Linked DNA regions of Homo sapiens: region 1 is linked to region 2. A link is an interaction called in ENCODE POLR2A ChIA-PET data of the cell type or tissue named here. Cell type or tissue: HepG2. All regions are shown on one strand. Links, peaks and the distances in the headings refer to the core of each region. The heading gives the core; the rest is flanking DNA. Region 1 overlaps KIF13A (kinesin family member 13A). Region 2 has its middle 47 kb from the start of KIF13A.

Region 1 (5,387 bases), core at 157-5,156, 210 kb after region 2:
CTCTTAACGAACTTCTGGTTTATTATTTAAAGGTAGGAGAACATATAAATACATATGCAATCAAGATTCATTCCTATACAGTTCGTAGTTGAATCTGGGTGCCTGTCTCTGTGATGTTGCTTTTTGTATCCAGCTTAGCCCTCAGTAAAACTAAGATGGATAGTGCCCTCCGATCACCACTGAGAAGGAAAAACAGCTATTTTGTATCATCTGGGGCTGTGCAGTTGGGGCTGATCTCCTGTGAGTCCAGGCTTCAGAGTGGCATAAGTGGGCAACAGTAGGTGTCGAGGTGATGCCTAGCTTTATGAGAAGGCTCTAGGTGTGAGATGGTGAGGATTCTGGGAATATCTGTGTTCTTCCACAAAGCTCCTGAGAAGCTCTGGAGGTTCTTAGTTATGCTTCTGAGTAATTCCAAGGAGATCTCAAGATCAACACAAGCCTAAAGGAGACCCTCGTCCTAGATTAAATAGACAACAATGTTCTTCTAGGTCTATCCCTTGTAAACCCACATCCTCAGGAAATAACTTTTGGTCCCATAATCACCCTTCAGGTGTAGAGGTGGGATGGGGCCGCCCTGTTGCCACTGTGGTCGCAGGACATGCCACGTTGGATAGCTTACTGTAGCATTTCTCAAATTTTCTGACTTCAGAACCCATTTACACTCTTAAAAAAAGTATCAAGGACTCCAAAGAACTTTCATGTGTCTGGGTTATATCCGTGTTTACTGTATTGGACCCTAAGACTGAGAACATTTTAAACTACAAACATAAACGTACAACCCTTAGCCCTCAGGGCTATAACATCATTACATGTCTCATAGACTCTGGAAAATTCCACCAATACACACACACATGATAAAATGAGAGAGCAAAGGCAAACAACATGTTCATGTTTCTATTGAAGTAGTTTTGACTTCATAGGCCTCCTGAAAGGTTCTCAGAGACCCCGGGGGTTCTCAGATCACACTTTTAGAACTGCTTGCTTACTCTGCAAAGTGAGAAATAAGATATCTGATTGACATTGATTTAGGACACTGTGACTGACATAAGGCATTCAGCCAACCATCAGGGCATTTTTAATCTCACACATACACACACTTTCTGAGTTACAGAAACGAACTTTCAAGGATTGGGGACCTGGGGCCTTGAAGGCAGCTTACATATGCTGTCCACACACCTGAATCTCTAAATGCGAAGGTATTGCCTGCTTGAGAACAGTGAGACACCTTGTTAAGGATTCTGATCTGCCTAGTAAATACATAAAATGCAATGGAGAATAAGCCAAAATTGAAGCAAGGAGCCTCACCTTCTACTTTTCCTAGAGGTGTAAATTTGGTACAAATAGCCCCTGAGTTATTGAGAGTCCCCCAACAAACTTAAGATCTGTTCATTTAGGCAATGAGTAGGGGTAAGGAATTGTCTCTGAAATCCTGATTTTGAAAGACCAATCCTTATACTTTCTCTGTCAAATAGGGAGGTATTATTATAGTTATTAAACTATTTTAAGAGCAATAGAAAAAAATGGGATAAGCAGTGGCTGAATCACCAATAGTCACAGTCCTCGTATGTCTGAGGTTCAGGTACTTAAAATCACATGAGGCCAGGTGCAGTGTGTTTACTGTATTGGACGCTATCAGTGTCAATCAGATGTCCTATTTCTCACTTTGCAGTGTAAGCAAGCAGTTCTAAAAGTGTGATCTGGGGTCTCTGAGAACCTTTCATGAGGCCTGTGAGGTCAAAACTACTTTAATATAAACACGAACATGTTGTTTGGCTCTGCTCTCTCATTTTATCACGCATGTATTGGTGGAGTTTTCCGGAGTCTATGAGACATGTAATGATATTATAGCCCTGAGGGCTAAGGGTTGTATGTTTATGTTTGTAGTTTAAAATGTTCTCAGTCTCACGCCAGTAATCCCAGAACTTTGGGAGACCAAGGCGGGCGGATCACTTGAGGCCAGGAGTTCAAGACCAGGCTGGCGAACATGGTGAAACCCCCATCTGTACTAAAAATAAAAATTAGCCAGACGTGGTGGCGCATACCTGTAATCCCAACTACTCAGGAGGCTGAGGCAAGAGAATGGCTTGAACCCAGGAGGCAGAGGTTGCAATGAGCTGAGATTGCACCACTGCACTCCAGCCTGGGTGACAGAGTGAGACACCATGTCAAAAAAAAAAAAATCACACGTTTGTACATGGTATGACCCACAGGCATTAATACTGTATGTAATATCAGTATTAGAAATTCAAAATTTTTAGCATTTTCAAAGTTGAATATTTTAAAATATTACTGTCAATGAAACTGCTTTTTAATGGTTCTTAAATTTATGTAACTGTTTTCAAAACACTTTCACTGTTAACTCAGATGATCCTAAAAGAAATCTAAATAGGTGAAATAGATAATATTATTCTGGTTTTGCCAACAAAGAAACTGAGGCTCAGAGAGTGAAATGGCTTCCCCGTGGTCAAGTCACAATTGAAACTCAAAGTATTCTACTGTCAAGTCCAATTTCCTGTGTTAAAAACAATAACTAATCATTGTTGATTGGGGATTTTTTTTGGTAGTGTTTAAACATTTTTTTTTAATTTGGTGTATTAAGGGTAAGCGTTTTACTTTTAATGCTTAAGATATTTAACATCTCTGGCAGGATTCGTTTAATATTTTTGTGCATATGCTGCTGCGTTATTCAAATTGATTGTGATACATTTTTGCTGAGTTACTCATAAATGTGGGTTTTTCTTTCCTTAATAATCTTTTACTAGGATCACACCAGGGTGGGTGCAGATACCTCTCAAGATATCCAGCTTTTTGGCATAGGAATTCAGCCTCAGCACTGTGAGATTGACATTGCATCTGATGGAGACGTCACTCTCACTCCAAAAGAAAATGCAAGGTAAGAAAAGTAAATGGTGACTTCACGTGTCTTGTGTGCCTTATTTTCAGAAGGAGAAGGCTGCCTCTTTCTGTTTGCTTTCAGCTATATTAAAGTTAAGGATACATGGGGGTCCTCAGGGGGCCCTTGCTTTCTGATTGTAGAGAGTGATTACTGTGAAGGAGTGACTATTTTTGTATGCGAGTTCTAGTTCCACTTAATCCATAACTCTGAGCTTTAGAACCCTGTAAAGATCAGGAGTCCAATTATGAGAGTAAGTGAAAAGAGTAACTTATTGGAAAATGAAAACTCAAAGTGACATTTCTTTTCTTTCTTCAAACTTTACCTGACAGTCCTTTGGCAAATTAACCTTCAATTAACTATTTAGTTATCTTGTCCACCTCCAGTGTTTTGTTTTGTTTTTAAATACCAGAAAATTGGCTAGGCGGGGTGGCTCACACCTGTAATCCCAGCACTTTAGGAGGCTGAGGCAGGAGTATTGCTTGAGCCCAGGAGTTCAAGACTAACCTGGGCAGTATAGTGAGACACCGTTGCTACAGAAAATAAATAAGAAAATTAGCCGGGCATGGTGTTCAATTCCTCTAGTCCCAGCTACTTACAAGGCTGAGGTGGGAGGATCACTGAAGCTCAAGAGGTCGAGGCTACAGTGAGCCATGGTCATAGCACTGCACTGTAGCCTAGCCTAGGTTACAGAGCGAGACCCTGTCTCAAAAAAAAAAAAAAATGTAGAGAGAATAATATAATGAAACCCCATGGACCCATCCTCCAGTTTTAAAAATGAGCATCTCATAGACAGTTTTGTTATTTATATGCCTTCCATATCTCCTCCTCCTTCCTAAAGCAGGCCAGGAACAGTGGCTCACACCTGTAATCCCAGCACTTTGGGAGGCCAAGGGGGGCATATTGCCTGAGTCCAGGAGTTCAAGACCAGCCTGAGCAACATGGCGAAACCCCCTACTCTACAAAAAAATACGAAAAATGAGCTGGTATAGTGGTGCACACCTGTAGTCTCTGCTACTCGGGAGGCTGAGGTGGGAGGATCACTTGAGCCCACGAGGTTGAGGCTGTAGTGAGTCGTAGTTGCTCCATTGCACTCCAGCCTGGACAACCAGAGTAAGACCATGTCTCAAAAAGAAAAAAAATTATTTTATTTATTTATTTTTTTTTTAATTTATTTTGAGACAGAGTCTCACTCTGTTGCCCGGGCTGGAGTACAGTGGCAAGATCTCGGCTCACTGCAACCTCTGCCTTCCAGGTTCAAGCAAACCTCCTGCCTCGCCTCCCAAGTAGCTGGGATTACAGGCGCCCACCACCATGCCCAGAAAAAAAAATTATTTTAAAGTAGATTCCAGATTTTATAACATTGTATCTATAAATATCTCACTATGTCTCTCTAAAAGATGAAGATTCTTAAATATAGTTTCAATATCATCATACCTAAAATAATTAATAATAATTCGTTACTAATCTTCATATAGCCAGTCAGTGTTCAGATTTCCCCAGTTGTCTCATCAGTTTTCTTTTTCAGTTGTTTCTTGAAATTAGGATCCAGATAAGATCCTACCATTGTTTTATAGTATTCCTCTTAGATCTCTTTTAACAAATGGGTTTCCTCTTCCTCTCTTCTGTGTGTGTGTGTGTCTGTTTATCCCTGTCTCTCTCTGCCTCTCTCTCTTCTTCCTTGCATTTTATTTGTTGAAGTCACCTCATTGTTGATCCTAGAGGTTCCCACAGTCAGGATTTTGCTCACTGCATCCCATGGCATCATTTCACATCCTCCATTGTTCTCTGTATTTCCTAAATTGGCATTTAAATGTGGAAGCTTGATCAGGTTCAGCTCAAATTTTGACAAGAATAGCCATGGGTGGTGCTTTCTGTCTCCATCAGGAGTGCATCATGTTAGGTTGTCATTCTCTGAGGGGTGTTGGCAGCCCTTGGTCCTCATGGCTTAGATTGTGTGTTTTCATAGTGGTTACACATTCTGCTCTTCCTTCTTTAAGCGTTAGTTGGAATGCATTTATTAAGAGAAAGCTCCCCTAGTTATCTCTTTGGCTACCAGGACAAGGTCTTGTGCTCCTTCCCATTTACCTGGTATTTTCCCTCGTGTTCTCCCAGGTCCTGTGTGAACGGCACCCTTGTGTGCAGTACCACCCAGCTGTGGCATGGTGACCGAATCCTATGGGGAAATAATCACTTTTTTAGGTAACATCTTTGTGTTCTGTAATATATTTTCGTATACATTTTTTCTGTTATCTATTTAAGTGTAAAACAAGTTGATTTTCTCTAATGGTGAAAAACCCCACAGAATAAACTTACCTAAGAGGAAACGTCGAGATTGGTTGAAAGACTTTGAAAAAGAAACGGGCCCGCCAGAGCATGACCTGGATGCAGCCAGTGAGGCTTCCTCTGAACCAGACTATAACTATGAATTTGCACAGATGGAAGTTATCATGAAAACCCTGAATAGTAATGGTAAGACCCTCACTCTGTGTTC
Region 2 (5,387 bases), core at 135-5,134:
AATTTGATTCTTCTTTTATTCTTGGTCAGTCTAGCTAATTGTCAATTTTGTTGATCTTTTTCCCACTGCATTTTGAATAGAACCCAAACTCCTCATCTTAGCCTGTTAGGTCCCATGTGAAGAACCCTTTCTACACTCCAAACTCCACTCGCCCTCTCTCACCCGTCAGTCTGCTGCAGCCACACTGGTCTTTTATCAGCTCCTGAATGCACCAGTCCCTTTGCCAGCTCAAGGCTATCACAAGTACTGGTTTCCTCTGCTGGGAAGGCCTCTTCCCCTAGGTTTTGTCCGACTGGCTCTTTCCCACCCTGCGGAGCTCAAGTGTAGTAAGCTGCCTTTCTAACTTGGAGTGTGTACATATTACCTTCCTTATCTTACCTTCCATATATATACCTGCCAATAGCCTAATTTGTAGCATTTGCCAATTTCCATGGTGTAAATACTGCCACCACCATGGCTGATTTCAAGCTGCCAATTTGTGTCACTGAGCACAAAGTAAGGAAAAGAGTCTATTACTTTCCTTATATACTCATCTTATATTTTCTTTACTACTGTATATCCAGCATTTAATTTTTTTTAAAGGTGGTAAGAGAGAACGTCCTTGTCTTGTTCTTAATCTTAGAGGGAAACCATTCAGTCTTTCATCATTAAGTCTGAGGTTAGCTGTGGGTTTTTTTTTAATAGATAGGCTTTATTAGGTTGAGGAAATTCTCTTCTGCTTCTAGTTTGTTGAGAGTTTTTATCTTAAAAGGATGGTGAATTTAACATAATGCCTGGCTCATGATAGTAGTTCAATAGTTTTAAAAGTGAGAGTTTGAAAGCAGCCAGGCCAACATGGTGAAACGCCATCTCTACTAAAAAAAAAAAATACAAAAATTTAGCCGGGCATGGTGGCACACACCTGTAATTCCAGCTACTCAGGAGGCTGAAGCAGGAGAATCGCTTGAACCCAGCAGGTGGAGGTTGCAGTGAGCTGAGATCACGCCACTGCACTCCAGCCTGGGCAACAGAGTGAGTACCCTGTCTCAAAAAAATAAATAAAAATAAATAAATTTAAAGGTGGAAAAAAATTAGAACTACAAAATTTACAAAATACTATAGCAATATAACGTGATTGTTATTAATTGCACAATATTACTTACAAGTTTGATTATTAGACATCAGGACCTGTCACTATTTCCAAAACATGGGCTATCTTTATTTAATGTGGGTGAAATGATAACACTAGATAGATGCCCTTAGGCAAAAGTGGGTTTTGTCTAACACATAACATTTTTATTTGACTATTGTTTAATTTTTAAATATCTTGGAGGATGTTCACATTTCAAAGGAATCATTTCTTATAAAGTACTTAGCCTTGACATAGTGCTTTGTACACAAAGTCCGCTCATGAAATAAGTAAACGTTTATTTGTTCATTCACATATTACTTGAGATTTATCGAGTACCTGGTATGTACTCGACATTCACTAAGGCCTTAGGATTCAGAGTCAACTACAAAAGCTCTTAAGAGACGACAGAACGTACCAGTGTTCTCCACGGAGAGTGGTGAGGACAGGGACAGCGTCTGTGGGTGGTGGCAGGGGAGGAGCAGCAGGACAGATGGGATGACAATGGTATAAACCAGGAGTCACAAACAAATGCCCCAGGAACCACGTGGGCTTGGTGTGGGACATGGTAAGTGGCAGAGTCTGTGGCTGGGGGAAACAGCACGTTTTTTTTTTTTGTTTTGTTTTTGTTTTTTGAAACAGTTTCACTCCCGTTGCCCAGCCTGGAGAACAATGGCACAGTCTCGGCTCACTGCAATCTCCTCCTCCCGGGTTCAAGCAGTTCTCCTGCCTCAGCCTCCCTAGTAGCTGAGATTACAGGCGCCGGCCACCATGCCTGGCTAATTTTTGTATTTTTAGTAGAGACAGGGTTTCACCATGTGGGCCAGGCTAGTCTCGAACTCCTGACCTCAGGTGACCCACCCACCTCGGCCTCCCAAAATGCTGGGATTACAGGCATGAGCCACTGCACCTGACCTGGAAACAGCACATTCTATTTGAAAACATTTATATCTAAATTTAAAACAAAAATAATGTGGCAGTCAGACAAAATACTTCTTCAGGCGGGATACAGCTCACTGGCCAACAGTATTGGCCTAAGCAAAGCAAATAGCAGAGAGAAAGTAGAAGAACCCAAACCACTGCTGCTTTGCGGGAGCTGGCTAGTTCCAGCTCCAGAGAGCGGGGTTTGTACTTTGTGCTCAATGACGTCATGTTGCAGCTGGCAATGAGCCATGGTGGTGGCAGCATTTACACCAGGGAAATCAGCAAATTCTTCACATCAAGCTATTGGTAGTCAATGCTGAACGCATTATTTAAATGTTAAAACAAAAAAAAAAAAACAGAGATCTGCTCCTATTTGAAGAAAGAAAAATCTTTTCACTTAGGTTTCAGAAACTTCTCACTTCTTCCTTTAAAAATATTGTAAGCAATTTTTACTTGTACTCAGGATTAATACATAGTTAAATGTATGTTGTCTTACCAAAAATAAGTAAATAACTAAGCAAACAAATAAAATGAGTTCAAGAGAAGGCTTGTATTTTTATTTCTTCATGTATATTTTTAGATGATAAACTCATCTGAGAATATGGTTGTGAAAATGATAGGAACTAAGGAGTTATCTTAATTACAGGGAATCAACTGTCATTTTCATCATTTAGTATTGATTACTATTTACAGTCTATGAGAAATTCCTTTCATTAAAATCAAATCCCCCAAATAAAGAATAAGGAATAAGTTCACATTATAGTACTACTTACAGGTCCTAATTTAATATAGTTTTTCTAATTCCACTTCCCATTTGAAGAATGTGTAATTTATTATTTAATTTTTTTTTTTTTTTTTTTTTTGAGACAAGGTCTGGCTCTATACCCCAGGCTGGAGTGCAGTGGTGCAATCTTTTTTTTTTTTTTTTTTTTTTTTGAGATGGAGTTTCGCTCTTGTTGCCCAGGCTGGAGTGCAATGGGGCGATCTTGGCTCACCACAACCTCCGCCTCCCGGGTTCAAGTGATTCTCCTACCTCAGCCTCCTGAGTAGCTGGGATTACAGGCATCAGTGGTGCAATCTCCACCTCCCAGGCTCAAGCAATCCTCCTCCTACCTCAGTCTCCTGGGTATCTGGGACTACAGGTGTGCACCACCATGCCCGGCTAATTTTTGTATTTTTTGTAGAAACAGGGTTTTGCCATGTTGCCCAGGTTGGTCTCTAATTCGTGAGCTCAAGCAATTCGCCCCCCTTGACCTCCCAAAATGCTGGGCTTACAGGTGTGGGCCACTGCACCTGCCCATTATTATGTAATTTATAAAAATACTTTTAGAACTGGGAATAACCTTGGAGATTATTGTGTCCAGGGCAAGCATATAGATTTCAACTCTTCCAATCATTGGTGGTGGCTGCCTGGAGTCCTGTCCCAGCTCGGCAAGGAAAAAGACCATGTTCAACATCAACATCTGCCTTTGATATAGGAGAAGGTGACACCATGAATCTAGTCCTAATCTAGTCCAGTTTATTTATTTTACAGGTTAGAAACTGAAGTCGTAATAGGTTAAGAGACTTGTCAAAAGTCATACAATTAAGTCAATGGCATAGCCAGGATTGTAAATTCAGCAGAAGTTGTTACTGAATAAAATTTCTCCCTTTCACCTTCAGGGCCCAATTGTCCCCAAATACCTCCCAAATACATTTCCTCCACCCCAATTCCATTAATCCTGTCTATTATCAGGAGTCCCTTATTTTTTCTACCTGTCCCTAATATCTCTCAATATTTCCACATACAATCCATCCTCCTTGGCCCAGAACACTTCCAGAGAAGAATTTTAAGCACAAATATTATAATGTCACTGTAATGCTTACACACTTCCATGATCCCAGCACCTTGTAACACTGTGCTTCCACGCCTTTGCTTATTCCCTGTGGTTCCCCTCTGCCTAGCAAACCCTACTCTTCCTTTAGACCAGTGAAAACATCTCTTCTGTGAAGCTTTCCTTAGTTCTTCCCTACTCCCTCAACAATCCATTTATAAAAGCAGGAACGATGCTATCCTCATCTCAGTCTGTCTTCTGTCTTGTACTGCCTCCAGAGTTCTGCAGAGGAGAATGTCCATTCACATTTATTAATAATAAGTCAGTCTGGAACTACATGCACCTCCACATCAGGATGCCAGGGCACTATGCCACTAGGCAGAGATTCAAGATGTTAGTTTTTAGTTTTTGCTGCTCCACTCCCCCCAACTTTTTTTTTTTTTTTTAAGATAGGGCCTGACTGTTGCCAGGCTGGAGTACAGTGGCACAATCACAGCTCACTGCAGCCTCAAACTCCCCGGTCCAAGTGATCCTCCCACCTTAGCCTCCCAAGTAGTTGGGACTACAGGCATGTGCCACCATGTCTGCCTGGCTATTTTTTTCTTTTTGTAGATACAGGGTCTCACTTTGTTGCCCACGCTGGTCTCAAACTCCAGGGCTCAAGTGATCTGCTGCCTCAGCCTCCTGAGCAGCTGGGACTACAGGCATGCACCACCACACCTGGCTAAGAAGTTTTTAATGTCATGAGAAAGTGTTATAAGGGGGAAAAGCAAAATAAAATATATATGTGTGATAATATTTTATCCACATAAATATACACTGAAATAAGACTGGGGGAGTGTTAATTGATGACTGGATTATCAGCAATTGTTTTCAGACTTTCAATTTTTACGTTATGATTATTTATTCATTTATCACTACTTTATTGAAGTATAATTTATGTATTGAAGTATAATTTATAGTAAAATGCATATATCTTAAAATGAATTTTGACATTAAAAAATGTTTGTATATATACACCTCTATATAATCATCTTCTACATAAAGATACAGCATTTTCATTACCCCCAAAACTCCCTTTCTGCCTCCAGTTAATACTCACCCACCTGCATTCTGACTTTTAAAGCAATAGTTTTTTGTTCTTAAATTTTATATAAATGGGATCATACAGTATATATTTTTAATGGTATCTGACTTCTTTCATTCAAACTAATGTTTTTGAACACCTTCCATGCTGTTGCCTGTATCAATTTGTTCCTTTTCTCTGCTGAGTAGTATTTCATTGTATTATTATACCACAATTTGTTTATCCACTTTCCTATTGATGGACACTTTGGTTGTTTCCACCTTGGGGCTATTATGAATAAGGCTGCTAAAAACATTCACAAACAAATCTTTTTATGCACATATACACTTATTTATGGGTATATATGCAGAAGTGGAATTGCTGAGTCATTCAGGTAGATATACATTTAACTTTGTTAGAAATTGCCAAACTGGCCAGGCATGGCGGCTCACGCCTGTAATCCCAGCACTTTAGG

The links. ChIA-PET counts read pairs that join two places held together with the same protein. Peaks named below come from ENCODE experiments on the same cell type or tissue, not always from the same donor. Only the 100,000 strongest peaks of a DNase experiment are listed, where the experiment ranks them.
Region 1: POLR2A ChIA-PET joins it to region 2 with 7 read pairs; 3 of 35 experiments call an interaction of 5 or more read pairs at or near these places.

Annotation. Positions count from the first base shown.
Region 1 is chr6:17,825,746-17,831,132 of GRCh38, reverse strand. It overlaps KIF13A (kinesin family member 13A), which reads left to right. Exons shown (of 39, transcript NM_022113.6): 13 at 1-32; 14 at 2,763-2,893; 15 at 5,009-5,095; 16 at 5,199-5,365. Among named protein-coding and RNA genes, the nearest start is that of NUP153-AS1, 120 kb to the right of the region's middle. In HepG2, for the core only: no CTCF peak of the experiment used is centred there; no DNase peak of the experiment used is centred there.
Region 2 is chr6:18,031,788-18,037,174 of GRCh38, reverse strand. No RefSeq gene overlaps it. Among named protein-coding and RNA genes, the nearest start is that of KIF13A, 47 kb to the right of the region's middle. In HepG2, for the core only: no CTCF peak of the experiment used is centred there; a DNase peak (open chromatin) is centred at 2,224.